2 separate regions of the Homo sapiens genome follow, and region 1 is linked to region 2. A link is a loop called in an ENCODE intact Hi-C map of the cell type or tissue named here. Cell type or tissue: PC-9. All regions are shown on one strand. Links, peaks and the distances in the headings refer to the core of each region. The heading gives the core; the rest is flanking DNA.

Region 1 (8,344 bases), core at 117-8,116, 70 kb after region 2:
TGCATCATAACGATTCAAGAAGTATTGTGTCTGAATAGGCTGTCCATATAGAGAACATAAGTTTTAATAGTTGCTATGCAACTTTGGACAAGCCGTTTGATCACTTATGTGTCCTAGGATCTTCCATAAAATTGGGTCATAGGAAAAACTGCTCACTCCTTAGGTAAGCTTAGATATTAGAAGAGCCACGAGAGATTGACCGCTTTTAAAAAAGGAGTGGACGAAAGGATTGAAAAGTTGGTAAGGGTCGTGCATGAATGTGAACCTTTTCTTGTTCCTGGAGAATCTTTAACCTGGAGAAGAAGGAACTGATTGAGTTTAAAATATAGTAATTTAGAAATAACTTCATTACTTTTTTTTTAGAAGAATAAACATATGTTTAACCCACACTTAAAGAATGGGGAACATGAAACCCACACTTAAAGAATGGGGAAAATAGAGATTGAGATCGAGGAAGATAAAATGAGAGGTGGAAGAGAATGAGGGAGGACTGGTTTTGGTTGGCTGCCTCCAAAAACTCCTCTCTTTTTCTCTACTGCATCAAAATCTTTCCAGACACTAAACTGGGTGTGGTGGCTCACACCTGTAATCCCAGCACTTTGGGAGGCCGAGGTAGGCGGATCGCTTCAGGCCAGGAGTTCAAGACCAGCCTGACCAACATGGTGAAACCCCGTCTCTACCAAAAAATACAAAAACTAGCTGGGTGTGGTGGTGTGCGCCTGTAGTCCTAGCTACTCGGGAGGCTGAAGCACAAGAATGGCTTGAACCCAGGAGGTGGAGGCTTCAGTGAGCTGTGATAGTGCTACTGCACTCTAGCCTGGGTGACAGAGCAAGACTCTGTCTCAAAAAAAAAAAAAAAATTTTTTTTCCCAGACACCAGACCCAGTATGCTGGGCAGCTCACAACTCTTAGCAGCCTTGTTCCTCAAAGACTTCAGCCTTCTGGAAGGTAATTTTCATCAACTGGCTGGTATCTACTGCCTTTTGAGCATGACAGCTGCTAAGAGCCTTGAAGAGCAGTGGACTCCTCCCTTTTGGGGAATGAGGGGTGAAAGCATTTACACAGGATTTCTCAGGTAGGCACACACTTCTCCATGCTTAGTCATCCCACCAGTCATTTTCAGATGCGTGTGTTGGGATGGACAGAACTTAGTTATGTCCCTTTTCTCCCTTTCTTCCTAAAAGTTAGTTGTTATTAAGCATAGAGCCACATTAAAAATGATTAATTTTTTCATTTTAATATGTTTAAACCATTAAATATATTAATCATTTTAAATGTGGCTCTATGCTTAATATTAATATCTTTTATTTACTGATAATGTAGACTGTGTCTGACCCAATGCTTTTGGTGCTTAATGTGATAGAATCTTGCAATGATTTTACAAGGTAGATAATATTATTGCAGTTTTCAAGATCCAGACACCAAGACTCTTAAGAGTAAGTAATTTTGTACAAGATCATGTCACTAGTGAGGGACAGAGCCAGGCTTCACTGTAACATATTAAATACACACACACACACACACACACACACACACACACACACACACACACACACAGAGAGAGAGAGAGAGAGAGAGAGAGGTGGGGGGTGTTGAGCAAAGTGATGGAAGTGGTTAAATAAAACCTTTGGGTATAGAGTAATTTGACCTAGGTGGTGAATTGGAAGGGGTTTAGATGTGGTCTGAATAATTCCTTCTCTGAAGTCAACCACAATAACAGTTCATTTTTGGTTTCTCTGCCAACCACGACTCCCTGGTTACTTCCTTTTCCAGCAGTTGGAATTAAGTGACCGATATAAGGTGACATAAGAGTTAAGAGTAGATTATAGTGTTAGAATTTACAGTCTGAAAAGTAAATGCTCTATCATTTGCTCACTGAGAGGGCCCTCTCCTATGTTTCTGAGACACAGTATACACTGCTTTATTTCATGAGAAGGTATGGGCTTTGGCATATGAAGGAGTCTGTCATTGTGTGCCAGTAAACACCAGATCATTTTAGAAAGTGGAATTGTTACAAAAAGCCAATGTGTGCCTCAAATTTAGGGTCTACTTCAGCTTTCCCTCAAATGCTTGTGGTTTTTTTAGTAAGTATATTTTTTCAATCGAAGAAGTTGGTCTGCAGTTGTTGGAAATGAGAAGAAAAAGTAATTTATAGCAGAAAAGAATAGAGTTTCCCAAGTGGGATGTTGTGGTAACAGGGGATGCCATTGTTCTAGCTGGATAGTTTCTTACGAATGGAAGAGACTTTTCATTCTTTTCTCTGCTGGACCCAAATTTTAGCAACAGATGATGGAAAAGAGTTTTGCGGCACCATTTTGAAGTTGCTGTAACTAAACATGCTAAGGCTCATGCAGAGTCTACAACTCCTGAAATAAGGCGACTGCTGCAACAATTGACAACTTTAACTATCTCAGGTGTCATCACAAGCTTGGCATTAGCCACCTTGAGGGGTGCATGTCTAGACCTTCATAAGAGTGAGATAGCTTTGGAGGGAAAGTAAAACATAGGGAGGCTCTGGTCAGTGGGTGTATTATACATAAGTAGGAATTCCTAAAAAATGTTAGAATCGCTTGAGAAATTAAACTGGAATGTAATATCAATGCTGAGAGACATTTGTCAGAGGAACTCAAGGTAAAAATAGCTGATGCTATAGCAAAAAGTTATGATTTATCATTTTTATGTAGCTATCATACTCCAGGCCTGGAAAGTGGCCCATATTGTACCAGTTTTTTAAAGGAATGTAGAACGAAGAAGATTGATCTCCTAATTTATAAGTCACTGAATCTTGCCTTGATTTCAGAAAAAGTAATAAGAGGACTTCATGGGAGATGAGAGAGATTTTCAGAGAGTTCTCAGCTCTCTGACTGTCTTCAGGAGACTCGAGCCAGATGAAGAATGGTCATTTCTAGTTTCTTTACTTTCATTTTGAAAAATCAGGAAACAATTGGAGGAAAATGTGGGAATCACTAAATATGCCTGCCAAGATCTCATGAAATCTGTTCTAGAATAAAACCAAAAAGACAATTAAGGAAATGGGATGAAGGGGTAAAATTCTGATTTCAGCATTAAATCTAAGCTAACAGGCATGAGGCAAAGGGCAGAAATAAATAACCAGGTTTTATATGAGAAGAAACTAACAGGATGTTCTTGCATTTAATAGTAGAAGCAGCAATTTCAGTATGTTAATCACTTACCTGGAAGGACAGAATAACCCCGATGAAAAAAACCAGCATATGATTTTCCTGCTTAACCAAATCACTTTCTTGGCTCAAGTATAATGGCAAGGTTTGGGGGAAGAGACTTGTCAGTATATGGCAGTACATGACAGAGCCGTCATTTGTGCCCCACCTATCAAATTTTGTTGAAATTCATTATCAAGTTCAAAATTGCCTTTTCTAGGCAAGCAAAGAGGCTGCTGGAGCTGAGCCATCCATTCCTCCGGCGTTTACTGCAAGCCTAGTGCATTCACAGCCATGAACAGCACACTGAGGAGGACACAAAAGAAGTAGACAGAATCTCTGCCTCTGCTTAGGAGTATGCAATTTAGTTGGGGCGACAAAACTTAAATGCTAGAACCAATAAAAGAAGATTACAAAGCAACTCGCAAGTAAGTGTATAATAATATGGGGCAAATGACACAGATAAATGGAGAGGGTACAAGGAGGGAAGAGGAGTGAGCAAAACACAACAGTGTCAGATCAGTCCGAAAGGGCATGTTGCCTAACAGTTGTATGTCTTCCACGTTTCTTTCTGTAGCATCAATGAGGAATAGTATGGGGTAGGAAATTCAGATATACGACATTGATCTCTTCCTCCTTACCTGCAAAGTCTGTCCATCTGTCATGGATGGAAATTAAATTGATTCAACCATTTGCTCTCCACAAAGCCATGTTGGTTTCTACCTAGTAATTTATGCTTTCCTTGCTGTTTGCAAATCGATTGCTATTATGGGATGTAGATAAATCTGGGCCTGGATCCAGTAGGTTGGGAGATTATTGGAGTGGGTATGTGTACTTGTGTGTGAAATCATGGAAAAGCGGACTCTCATTTCTGTGTATTTTACTCATTGAATAAAAACATACTTTCAGGCTTTTAAATGCACGTTTAATTACACTTAGATTGCATTTTTAAGAGAATATATCTGCTTTATTTCATATTGCTACTGACAGGCCTCAATATTTGCCTAACCTTCAAACCATCTTCAATGGCTTTGTAGCCAGATCTTTTGTTTCAAAAAAACCTTGCTCTAGCCCAAGAAAATTATAGATCAATACTTGTGTTTTTCTTTTGACATAGAAATATGTATATGCATTCATGTAGTTTGATGAGTAAAATGTTTCTATCAAAAGTCTTGGGAAAGTGTATTTTATTTAAGCACTCAACTTCATTTTTATACCTTCAAATTTTTTTTTCGAGTCCTTTGAGGATTGTGAAATTCTTTCAAAACAAATTAAAAAGAAAACATTTTCTGTGATTTCTTTACAGATTCTGGACAATCAGGAAGTCCAAGCCACAATGATCCTGCCAAGAATCCTCCAGGTAAATATGTGTTCCAGGACATTTGCAATCTGACATTGTTGGAGAACAAAGGTACCACTGTATAGATAAACACCCCATAATTGGTCAGCTGCCTATTTTGTTCTGGCAGGCAGGTATGATCGGGACAAGATGTGATTGTGCTTAGGCCCTTTGCAGTGGCAAATACTTTTATATTGGCGTCATCAGTATTTACCTAATCACCAATGTTTTAATTTTTGTTGGTGTTTCTTTGAAAATAAATACGCATATATTTTAGTTGTGTATCTTTTAGGTGCTAAAATAATTGCTGTTTGAAAAGCCAATGAACCTTTTAATCTTTCTTTTAAAACTCATAAGAAAATGTAAAAATTTCCATACTGCAATTATAGTTTATCAACTCTCATTACTTTAGAAGGGGGTTGGGGGTGGGAGTGGTTGGTTGTGTTTTCACTGAAGGATTTTTGCAAGACTTTTTATTCCATAAAGTTTTTATTGGATCTCCAGAATCAGGAAATAATGAAAGCAGGATTTTTTTTTTCTTTAGCATAAGGTATCCCAAATACCCTCTTTGTTTTCAGAAGTTGTTCCAGATCTGAAAATGGGCTTTTATAACTTGGCTGTCTTCATATAGCTCTGAACATACAACATTTTGCTTTTGATTTAGGAACAGTGTTTTTTCTCATGAGATAAAACTAGCACAAGCAGTTTTTCATTATTAAAAGAATGTGAATTATATTGGTGACTTTAGTAAAAGAGTGCTCTAAGAATAAACTAACAAAAACAAAACCAAACACAAAAACCCCGAACCAGCTACACATGCCCCCCACCTCCCCAAACAATCTCATCTGTCCTTTCGTTGAAAATAAACCAGAAAGTTTATATGAAGTAATAGGAAAAGTTTCCTCAGGTAGACTTAGTTTTTAGGTCCTCCATCGTTTGATCTTCCTTGAAGTCGTGCTTAGCTAATATGAGGCTGAAATACCAGAAGAACACCAAAATTGCAAGAAAGTTTATCAGACCAATTTTGTCTTAAAATGATTTTAGAAAGATACAGCAAGTAGATATACAAGTAAAAATGCAAAATCAAAACAGACTATATTTTTCTGAGTCCTATGTTTTTTTATTTCAGAAAAATTATCTTTTTCCAAATATTTATTAATTCTGTATTGTACAAAATCATATTGTTGACAAAAGTAGTATACACTTCAAAGATAAAAAGTTCTAATTAAACACAGGTTTAAAAATGTATGCTAAGTTGATTTTTCATTTTCTTCATAAATCATTTAAATATTACTGTACATTGAGAGCAAAACATTAAAAACAGAATAATTTAAAATGTAATTCCCAGTTAAATTTATTTTATTTTGTTGTGTGTGAATGGAGGATTGATATTATTTTAGTTATCTTTCCAAAAAGGCTACTTAGAATATAATAAATTTTGTCAAAAATTTTCAGAAGTTCAGAATATTTCATTAACTTATAGGGTCTTTTAACTTTACAAAGATTTTTTTCTTTTTAATTAACTGATATTTTCCCTGTGTTGCATGATAGACAAAATGAATTTTATCCAAACATTTTTTAAAAGTCTCCTTACTCATCTTACAAAGAATGAGGTGGGAGAAGAGGGGAACCTTTGGTAGAAAAAGAGTTGATAGCTATTATAAGTCGGACTAAACAACGGATATGTTTTCTGCATTTGAATGAAAGCTTGATTTGAAACTAATAAAGCAGTTATTGTTTGAAGTTCATTTCTGAACATGTACAGAAGGAATTATACTCACCTAAAACTGTTCTCTACTTGAGCTGAATAAATAATCCTTGAATAGTTATGTAACATCATTCAATTTTTCAATATTTGTCAAGAAGCTTGGTTAAAATTTCATTTTTGCTGCATTCGATGTAGCATCTCTTTATTTCTCTGTTTGCATATAACATGGCAAACAAAAACAACCAAGGTAGAACACCTCTAATTTTTTTCCCTTTTAAATTTTCCTTGGAACTCAAACCTTTTTGAGACTGTGTCCTGAAACTGGGATGCTACAGATAAATACATTTTATGATTAGTTGAAAATTGTATATATGTAAATCGTACGTTGATTCTATTTTTTTAGAGCCAGAATGTAATATAAAATACACATTATACCCAACTTAAATGGAATATAATTAGAATTTTATTTAATTATCCAGAATGTAAAATATTGACTTTAATATGCCTTGTGTATTATAATACTATGAACTCAACCATAAGGCTTATTAAGGAATTCTATTTTGGACTTAATGATAGAGATTATTAAAGAATTTTTTATGAGCTTAAGAGTTTGTTTTGTAATACTTCGAAATAAATTAAACCTAGAATATAAAATGTTTTCTAATTTTAAATGTGAACAACTAGAACTTATTAAGGTTTTTGTTTTGTAGTCAACTGGAGTAAATTATACTTTCTATTAAAAGCTTCTTTTTTAAGTATAAGCATATTTGGTATTTTAGGACATAATTTATCTTTAGGAAGCTCTTTTTATCTCTGTATTCTTGCCTTGGCCAAAATATGAAATCTCCAAAATTGAGATTTTGTGTCTTGAGAAGGCACGATCCATGTATGAGAAAATTCAGTCTACCACCACAAGCAATGAAACAATCAAATCACTTTGCTGCTTGAATTGTTATACCAAATACAAGCTAAGCTTTTGAAAAAGATCACCTTGAATACCAACACTTTCTTATCACTGGTAGTTTTCCACTGGGAGATGTGCAACCCATGGAAATTGCTACCGTCTATTCCTGTGTTTATTCCCCAACAGCTTGGGAAGAGATGGCAAAAATTCAAGCCCTTTTGGAGATATAGGCTCTTTGAAATCTGTTCCCCACTGTTGACTTGAAGGTGGAATCCCATCCGATCATCCTATAAGTGCAGATGCATATGCCTACCCACAAACTTAACACCTCCTCTGGCTTGGCTTTTCTCCAGCATCAGGCTTGAATGTCTGACTTTGAGACTACTTTCTTACTGACTTAGAACTTCTGAAGGGTGACCCTAAAGCTCTTCAAACTATAGTATGGACATCTACAGATAGGCCTTTAGTTCTTACTTTGAGTTTCTGTGTTGGAATTAGTATTTAAGCACAAGCAGCAAAGGCAACGCATTTTTGGAAAGGAATATTTGATATTATTTTATAAAATATTTAAGTAATTTTTTGTCATTTGTTATTTTATAGAGCTTTTAAGTAGCCTTTATGGTATTTCTTTAAACGATTTGTGACTTAAATGTTTTGTTTGCATTCTTTGTTACGTGGCAGGGGTGGGCACCGTAATCTTTTTGGAGTGAAGGTGCTCTACAACTCAGATAGCACCCAAGGACATGGCATTGCAATTTTGGCTGAGAAGCGCTAAGCACTTCATTTTTCTAGGGATACACATTTGCCTTGTTTATGATAGAGTCAGAAGTTATATATTTATATTCACTTCTTCTTCTTTGTTTTTTTTTTTTTTTTTTTAACAAGTTAATCCCTCCTAAGCAATAGAACTAAAAATGTCCTCTCTTGGTTATAGCAAACAACTCTTGTGGACCAAATGAGGGTAAACCATTAATTTTGGGACTTAGACATGAATCTCTTTTTACCTTTAATAATTAAAAACTCCACTGCTACTTTTAGGAAATGTGTGATTGATTGGATGGTAATCTTTGGAAATTAGCTTTGACTTGCTTTATTATTTTGTGTGTCTACATTCTTTGGACTATGATCTTTAAGATTTCCCAATCTCAATCCCTTGACTAATCCTAGAATGGGTAAAATCCAAGGAAAACATAGCAATCTAGAATTCAGATTTT
Region 2 (8,344 bases), core at 161-8,160:
ATTTTTCAGAAGTCTTATTCAAATAAAGAGGTAAATGGCTCTGCTCTTGGTGAGACCCTAATAAGCATGTGATAATTAAATTATTTATCTCAGGAACCTATGTATCATTATTAACACTAATATTATAGCAGATGGGCTTTTGGATCAGTGGAGGGCCTTTGAGCAGCTATTAGAGAACCAGTGCACGGGAGTACTGTAAAATAAATTAGCCTCATCATTTCACTTCAAATCAGCAAACGATTATTGAGTGCACATCCCTGAAGATGCGTGTCTCCATGCTTATGTGCTTATGTCTGGTGGAGGGATAAGATCAGTAAGTAACGCAAGCCCATATCAAGTCAGTGTTTAAGAGAAGTACTGTATAAATGTGAAGCTACTGAGATGCAGTGGAGGAGCTCATATCTGGTTCTAGGGGTGGAGGGAGCATCTTATGGAGAAATGCTGTTTTGTTTTGTTTTGTTTTGTTTTGTTTTTTTTGAGACAGTGTCACTCTGTTGCCCAGGCTGGAGTGCAGTGGTGTGATCATGGCTCGCTGCAACCTCTACCTCCCAGGTTCAAGCGATTCTTATGCCTCAGCCACTTGAGTAGCTGGGACTACAGGTGTGTGCCATCATGCCTGGCTAATTTTTGTACTTTTACTAGAATGGGGTTTTGCTATGTTGGCCAGGCTAGTCTCAAACTACTGGCCTCAAGTTATCTGCTTGCCTCAGCCTCCCAAAGTGCTGGGATTACGGGCATGAGCTACCATGACTGGCCTGAGAAATTATGTTTTTAACTGACTTTAAAAGACGGGTTTTGTCAAGTGCTGGGGAGGCATTTAGACCAGGGGAACAGCATGAGCAAAAGTCAAAGGGCAGGAAAATGTACAAGAAGTTATCCAGTGTAGCTGGAATACAAGACCCATGATGTGCTGGAGGCCACGTGAAAAAAATAAATAGAGATTACTTCATGGAGAGCCATGAATGTTGGCTTGAGAGAGTTTTACTTACTGTAACAATTCCGCAAAGATACCTAGAGGCAGCACCCAGGTTATTACGTAGTCTCAAAAGAGTATTTCTGACAACTTCATTTTAAACATTTTTTTCTTTTTTTTATTAAAAAATTATTTTTGGAAATGGGGTCTCACTGTATTGCCCAGAGTGGTCCCTAACTCCTGAGCTTAAGCAATCCTCCCGCCTCAGCCACCCAAGTAGTTGGGACTAACAGGTGTGAGCCCCTGTGCTAGGCTAAAACATTTTATTTGTGCATTATTTCTTCATTGCCAAAGGATCGAAATCTCACTTGCTTTTTTCCTTCTGGGAGTTTTGTGGGCTGTTTTGGTCTGCTTAGAGAAAACCACACACTTCCAGGCTATTCTGCCTCTGTACATTTCCAGCCTTCCTTGAAACAATCATCTCGAGAACTGTGAAATTATCCCGCTATAATCTAATTGGTGGTGACCACTCAGTCCCTTTGCACCAGAGAACTTGTATCTAGCAAGTCTCTTTCTTTCAAACATTTGTTAGTTCGTTAAAGATGTTATGTTAGCAGTAGGATATGATGCATCTGAGAAGGAAATAAAAGACCAGGACAAAAGACATGTTGAATAGTCAAAGATGAGCTGTAACCATCAGGGAACACTAACTGTAGCACCTGATTTTGATTGAAAAACATGATAACATTGGCTTTGAAGTTGTTGCAGATCTGCTTAAACTTTCTTCATGGATGGAATGAATGAAAATTATGAAGCATTGATGTAAAAATAATTGTTTTTGGTCTTTTTTTTCTTTGTAGAAACCAACCTGCCTTCCCTCCCTCCCTCCCTCCCTTCCTTCCTTCCTCCCTCCTTTCCTTCCTTCCATGCATCCATCACCAGTCTTTTCTTACTGTACAATTTCCTTGACAGATGGACTTCTTGTAGAAGTTTACCTGAGTTTAATACGGGTGACCGTCATGGGTGCAATATTTTGCTGCAGGAGATGGAAAGACATTATTTTTTTTTCCTCCACAAAGTTGTATGGCAGGAACATGTAAAGCTGCATCAGTAGATCTTAAGACGCCTGTTCTCGTGATCTTGTTCTCACTTTGCTTAGAGGTTTCCCCAAGGTAATATTAATAAGGATGTATCCAGTAGTAACAGATAGTTCATTGACTCTATTATTTCTGAAACATGTATTGTCTTTTACGTAATAGTAGTTACTGCAGTCATTACAGTTCTTTTTCTTTTACATATTATAACTGAAGCAGTTTCTGTTTTTTTTAACAAATACAAATGTTTAAAAATCATGACACTTCTTTACCTTGCTGCCCATTATTTCTCAGCAGTTAAAACTTTATTACTTTACTGACAGAAAAAAGAAAGGATGAAAAACTATAAATATAATGATATAGAAAATCTACAGTATTTTTAAATGTCATATTTTAAAGATTTAGTCTCTTTAAAGTGAGTTTTTAAAATGAATTCATATAAATAAATGCAAAGTGCCATAGAAGTAATGAGGAATATTAAAAATATTTCAAGGTTTTTAAGGCATTGGGAAATATGTTCAAGACTTTGAAAACAGAGTCCACCAGCCATATCAGCCCGTTTGCTATTCCTGATGTTTGTATTTTCTTCTGGAGGAAGAAAGATTAAAAAGTGGATCTTGTTTTTTAATTCTCTGCATTAGGGAGTGAAATACTTTCTCTCACCGAAAGATAAGGGTAATCACAGTTTTAAAAACTGGCTACTCCTTACATGCATGTACCCTTGCAAATCCTGTAGCAACTGAAAAATCTCCTGATAGATGTAAAAATTAATTAATGTCTTACTACCATGCAAAGAATGTGGGCATAGGTGGATAACGGTGACTAAATCCCACAGAATTTGTGTGGCTTGCCTACTAAACCTCGAGTAATATAATATAAGTGAAAGCCAAAACCAGTTTTCTGTTGTTTTCCTCTCCAGCTTGTTCTTTATAAAAGTTGGACCTGTTTGTTTTGTTCTCTAAGTGTGCCATGTGCAGCACGCCTGTGTAATTCCTGGTCCTTGGAGCAGACTGCGGTGTGCAGGATGCCCGTGCAGGATTTGGGTGGCTGGAACTGACAAACTGGGATTAGCTGACCTCCTGCAGGAGGCTCCAGTGGCCCCTCGGCCGTGGTGAGAAGGAGCAGAGCCTTGGTGTGTATGTGACCTCTAACAGTGAAGTGATGCCTAGTTCACCGATACCACTTGCAGTAACCTGAATGACTGGTTATTCTGGTCAGGAGAAAATAGCACTGACATCATGTGATTCTGGCAAAGTAAACCACATTGGAACTTGGCCTTTGAATACCCAAGGGGCTGGCAGCAATCTCAGGGGTTGGCTGGGAGCCCCATTGAGTTCACTAGTAATCAGTTGACTGCTGAGCTGGACAAGCTGCCCTAGTTTTTCTGACAAGCTCTGTCTAAAAGAATGATGGGCAGTCTGCCATTAGGATTTTTAAGCAGAGTTGCTAAAGATTAACTCTTTAGCTACTGTAAATATATCATGTCCTTCGTTATGTGTTGGTATGCAATCAGATGAAAGCTTGGAGGGAGGTTCTAATTCCTCATTCAGTGATTGCACCTGGAGTTCCTCTCTTGTAAAACAAACACCCAAAGGCAAGGAAAAACACCGTAAAGTTCTTTGTATGTATGTTTCAAAGGAATGCCAGTGGATAGGTTTTTCTTGAGGTTTCTAGTTTGCTTTTTAAAACAAAATACTATAATCTTTAATTATGTAAAATGTTAGATGTTGCATTCTGATCATACTTCAGGAATAGACATCACCTAAGAAAAGTCTCTGAAAAACTACAAGCATTTAGTATTTACTTATTATGACACATACCCATGGATTTCATTTTCAAAAAAACTTTTATTAACTCAGAGTATTCTAGAAGAAAGGAGGTACTATACTCAAATGTCATAAGTCCAGAGAAACCAATTCTTTTGAATAAACGTGACTTCTCAATGGATTTATTTGGTTATCTTTTACTAGAAAAGGTGATACCTTAGTAACTTTTATTCCTTCTCTCACATAGTTAAAATAAAATATAATTGACAGAGATATACAGGTTGACTTAAAATATTCTATATACTGTAATCCCGGTGATGAATTTGGTATGTTTAATGTTGCTTTAAACTGGAATATTTCCTAAGGCATACTCTCTTTTCTCTAGGTAACTATGACATAAGCAAGGGAACACCAAAGTTCTTTGATAGTGCTTCAGCACTCCTTCACAAAATCAAATTGAGGTAGTAGTGAGGCCACTGTGGGGATGTAGTAGCCAATGATGTATCATTTATCTTGGGACACACCTGAAAGTTTTAATGGCAAAAGCTGAAGTTTTGGAAATCTGTCTTCCTTTTGAGCTAAGGCTTTAATTCTGCCTCCTCTTTGATCTTCCCTTCCAAAAAGCTGCCTTTGAGAAATGGTACAATTTCTCTCTCATGTTTAAGAGGTTTGTGACATTAGCTACCTGGGGACATTATTGTCCATCAGAGAACTTACATAAAGAAAACAAAAAAAGATATTATATGCACAGACACTGTCTAATGGATTCTTCCTGTTTCCCACTCCTCTTATCTTCCTTGACTCAGCACAAAAGTGCTCAACAGGCCATAAACTCAAAAGACCCTCCTCCCTGTTAGAGCTAAAAATCCTGCGTGATAACCTTTCAGATGCTCAGTTAAGGGCAAATTTGTAACTGAGTTTTAAAACTTGGTGTGTTACCCTAAGACTTATCAAGAAAAGAAGAAAGAGACTCGAGGGGTTTTGAACAAGGAGTTAGGAATAGGTGAAACTTTTTATCATGTTTGTTCCTACTGTGTGGGGTTTTGGGGGAGTCAGAAATGGTATCCACAAGACTTTGGCATTTATGATGATATTCCTGCCTTGTTCCGGAATTCCTCTATTTATCCCTTTGCATGAGGACAGTGTCACCACTGTCTATTGCTAGGCCCTAAATTATCTCAAGAAAGGGCTTAAGGGTGGTGAAGGGGTTGTGGAATTACCTTCCCCTCTCACTTTTCCATTCTCTCTTCTGCCCTCTCCCTCCTTCCTCATTTCTTTTCCCTTTACTCTCCTTCCTTCCTCTCTTCTTCTCCCCTCCCTCCCTCTCTCTCTTCCTTCCTTTCTATTTTTTTACAGTACTTGCTAAGTATCTACTATTGTCAGTGAATGCACAATGATATGCAATAATCATGATAGACGTAAACTGAGGAAGTTTATAAGATAATGGGAGAAAACAATTTCCCAAATCAAAGGATCACAAAAATGCACTTTAGCCTAGGCAACAGTGAGACGCAATCTTAAAAAAAAGTAGAATGAACAATTGTGGTGAATCATTTGGTGAAAAGGCACATGATGCTATAAGAGCATAAAACAAAGGGATCTTATAAATATGTGAGATTTCCGAGTAATACTATTTCTTGGTAATACTTAAGAAAAGAAAAAAGCTAAATCTTAGGTAGTATCTCATCTCCACCACTTACTATTTAAACTTGGGCAATTTGTTTAAGCTCTTTGACTCATAATTTGCTTATCAGTAAAGCAGAGATAATAATATCTACCCCCATCCTCAGTTTATGTAATTGGAAATACTAAATTTGAAATATTTAGTTGACGTACAGTGAGAATTTAATGAAAGGTATTTCTTATCACTAAGTTCTTATTTCAGTGGTCCTTTTGGTCACTGAAAGGTGTCAAATTCTTGCTGCTATTTGGTTTGTATATTAATTGCAAGTGTAAGAAACTGAAGTTATACAGACTGAAGTGAGAAAGGGAGATTATTCTCTGATGTAATTTAAAAGTCCAGTTTATCTGCAGGTACAGTTTGATTCAGGTGTTCAAATGATGTAACTGGGAATGTTTCTCTGATTCTCTTCCTATGCCATTCTCTTTGTTCCCTTACTTCTCGGGCAAAGAGGGTCTCTTTCCACAGTGAAGGCTTATATTCTATTAGCCAAGCAAACCCAGTGGGGAGGAAAATGTTCCCTTCCTCACTAGTCCCTGCAGACGTTCCTGGGCTGGATCTCCTTGGACTACCCCTGAACCTGTTGCTGAACTGGTGCTTTCTTCTCTTTGGCTATGCTTAAGTCTCCTGCCTGTTCTTGGAGAGGAGCTAGAGGAGGATCACGAGACACCCAAACTACATGATCTCAGAAAGTGGGGAAGAGTGGCTTCCCAGAGGAAAATTATTGTTATTACTAACAAAAAGTAATAGAGGCCGGGCGTGGTGGCTCATGCCTGTAATCCCAGGATTTGGGGAGGCTAAGGCAGGAGGACTGCTTGAGTTCAAGAGTTTGAGACCAGCCTGGACAACATAGTGAGATCCCATCCCCACAAAAAAATAAAAGATTAGTCCGACATGGTGGTGTATGCCTGTAATCCCAGCTACTCTGGAGGCTGAGGTGGGAGGATCACTTGAGCCTGGGAGACCAAGGCTACAGGAAGGAAGGAAGGAAGAAAGGAAGGAAGGGAGGGGAGGGGAGTGGAGGAGAGGGGAGGGCAGGGCAGTTTAGGTGGGAAGGAAGGAAGGGCAGTTTAGGTGGGAGGATTGCTAGGATGGAAGGAAGGGAGGAAAGAAGGAAAGAAAGAAAGAAGTAGAGCTGAGGTGGGAGGATTGCTGAGGCCAGGAGTTCAAGACCAGCCTGGGCAACATAGGGAGACCCCATCTCTACAAAAAAATTCAAAAGTTAGCTGGGCATGGTGGTGCATGCCTTTAGTCCCAGCTACTCAGGAGACTGAGGCAGGAGGATTGCTTGAGTCCAGGAGTTCAGAGTTACAGTGAGCTTTGATTATGCCGTTGTACTCCAGCCTGGGTGACAGGGAGAGACCCTGTCTCAAAAAAAAAAAAAAAGAAAAAAAGAAAAAATTAGTAGATACTGTGTAGACAACACCTAAACAAACAGGGCAGATATCTACTGTAGATTTTAAAAAATAATAAGAACACCCTGTTCCTGCTTTTAGTTTAGGTAGAAGTGAAACTGTTAATGAGGTGACATCAAAGCATGCAGAGTACCCACTAATTACTGAGTCTTGACTGTATGCCAAGCAGTGGGCCATGTACTTCTGTATTTTATTTCTGATCTTCACAGTGACCCTACAAGGTAAGTATTAAAATCTTGCTTTAATTTTATATCCAGTGAAATTATATAACTTTTTCATGGTTTTTCAGCTAGTCAGTGGTGGCGGTGGCCTTTGGATGCTTGATCATCCTTTTGCCCTGCAGTGGTGCCTGTGCAGTGTCAGATGGCCCTCCTGACCTGGAGCAGTGCAGAGACGTGCCATGTAGGCCTCCATGACTGGCACATTTTCCTGTGAGAAATGGAGTAGTCCTTTTTTCTAGGTCAGGGATTTGAAAGGCAGGACTTTAGAATCCTGTTCTGGGCATGGTCACTGCCTCTCCCTGCATTATTGGATGGCGCATGGAAGGCCTCCAACCATTAGCTGGATCTGTCTGTAAAATGGTGACAGTGTTAAGCTTTTGAGAGATTAATGAGTCTGTTTGTAAAGTTAAATACATTGTGCATCATACCAGAGACAGTCTCACCACTTAATTGTGGACTGTTCAAGTTCTCTTGACTATGGTATAAGTCCTAGTCAGCTTGGGTTGTCATAACAAAATACCATAGACTGGGTGGCTTAAATGGTAGAAATTTCTTTTCTCACAGTCCTGGAGGCTGGGAGTCTGAGATCAGGGAATTAGCATCATTGGATTCTGGTGAGGGCTCTCTTCGTGGTTTGCAGACAGCCACCTGCTTATTGTGTCTCAGAAAGCAGAGAGAGAGAGAGATATAGTGAAAGAAAGCAAGAGAGAGAGAGAGAGATCAGGCACATTGGCATCTCTTCTTTGTAGGGATACTAAACCCGTTTTAACAGGCCTTCAACTTTATGACCTCATTTAACCTTAATTACTTCCATAAAGACCCTGTCTCCAAATGCAGTTACACTGGGGATTGGGTCTTCAGCATATGCATTTTCAGGGACACAGTTCAGTCAATAGCAGGGTGATATTAGTGGTTTTCTGTGAACCACACATATACCTTGATATTTCACTCTAGCCTGTTAGCACTGTCAGTGGCACCAAATAAGAGGGTTTGGCATAGGATGTTTCCTAATATTTGCCTGTTAATTTGGGGGAAAGTAATTGGAAATTACTCACTGAAGTTCTCATTTACAGCAAAAGCTCTTCAAAAATGATATGGCAAACATATGGGCATTCACTCTACAAATCCATGTATGAGATGTGTGGAAATAGAGCTATCAACAAAGGGACTGAAGGCTCAGAGGAGGACACAATGCAGGGTTGATTAGGAAGGACTTCAGCAGAGTGAAATTAAACTTGATATCCCAGGGTAAAT

Evidence for each region. Hi-C counts contacts between places; a loop is a spot of excess contacts. Peaks named below come from ENCODE experiments on the same cell type or tissue, not always from the same donor. Only the 100,000 strongest peaks of a DNase experiment are listed, where the experiment ranks them.
Region 1: it touches region 2 in a loop (4-fold over the local background); 2 of 110 quality-filtered maps call a loop at or near these places.

What each region holds. Positions count from the first base shown.
Region 1 is chr9:14,175,922-14,184,265 of GRCh38, reverse strand. It overlaps NFIB (nuclear factor I B), which reads left to right. Exons shown (of 11, transcript NM_001190737.2): 3 at 4,486-4,539. Among named protein-coding and RNA genes, the nearest start is that of NFIB, 130 kb to the left of the region's middle. In PC-9, for the core only: no CTCF peak of the experiment used is centred there; a DNase peak (open chromatin) is centred at 4,585; H3K27ac peaks cover 1,766 bases.
Region 2 is chr9:14,246,432-14,254,775 of GRCh38, reverse strand. All of the region lies in intron 2 of NFIB (nuclear factor I B), which reads left to right. Among named protein-coding and RNA genes, the nearest start is that of NFIB, 64 kb to the left of the region's middle. RefSeq lists a silencer at 3,112-3,406. In PC-9, for the core only: no CTCF peak of the experiment used is centred there; DNase peaks (open chromatin) are centred at 2,865 and 3,315; H3K4me3 peaks cover 2,132 bases; H3K27ac peaks cover 4,542 bases.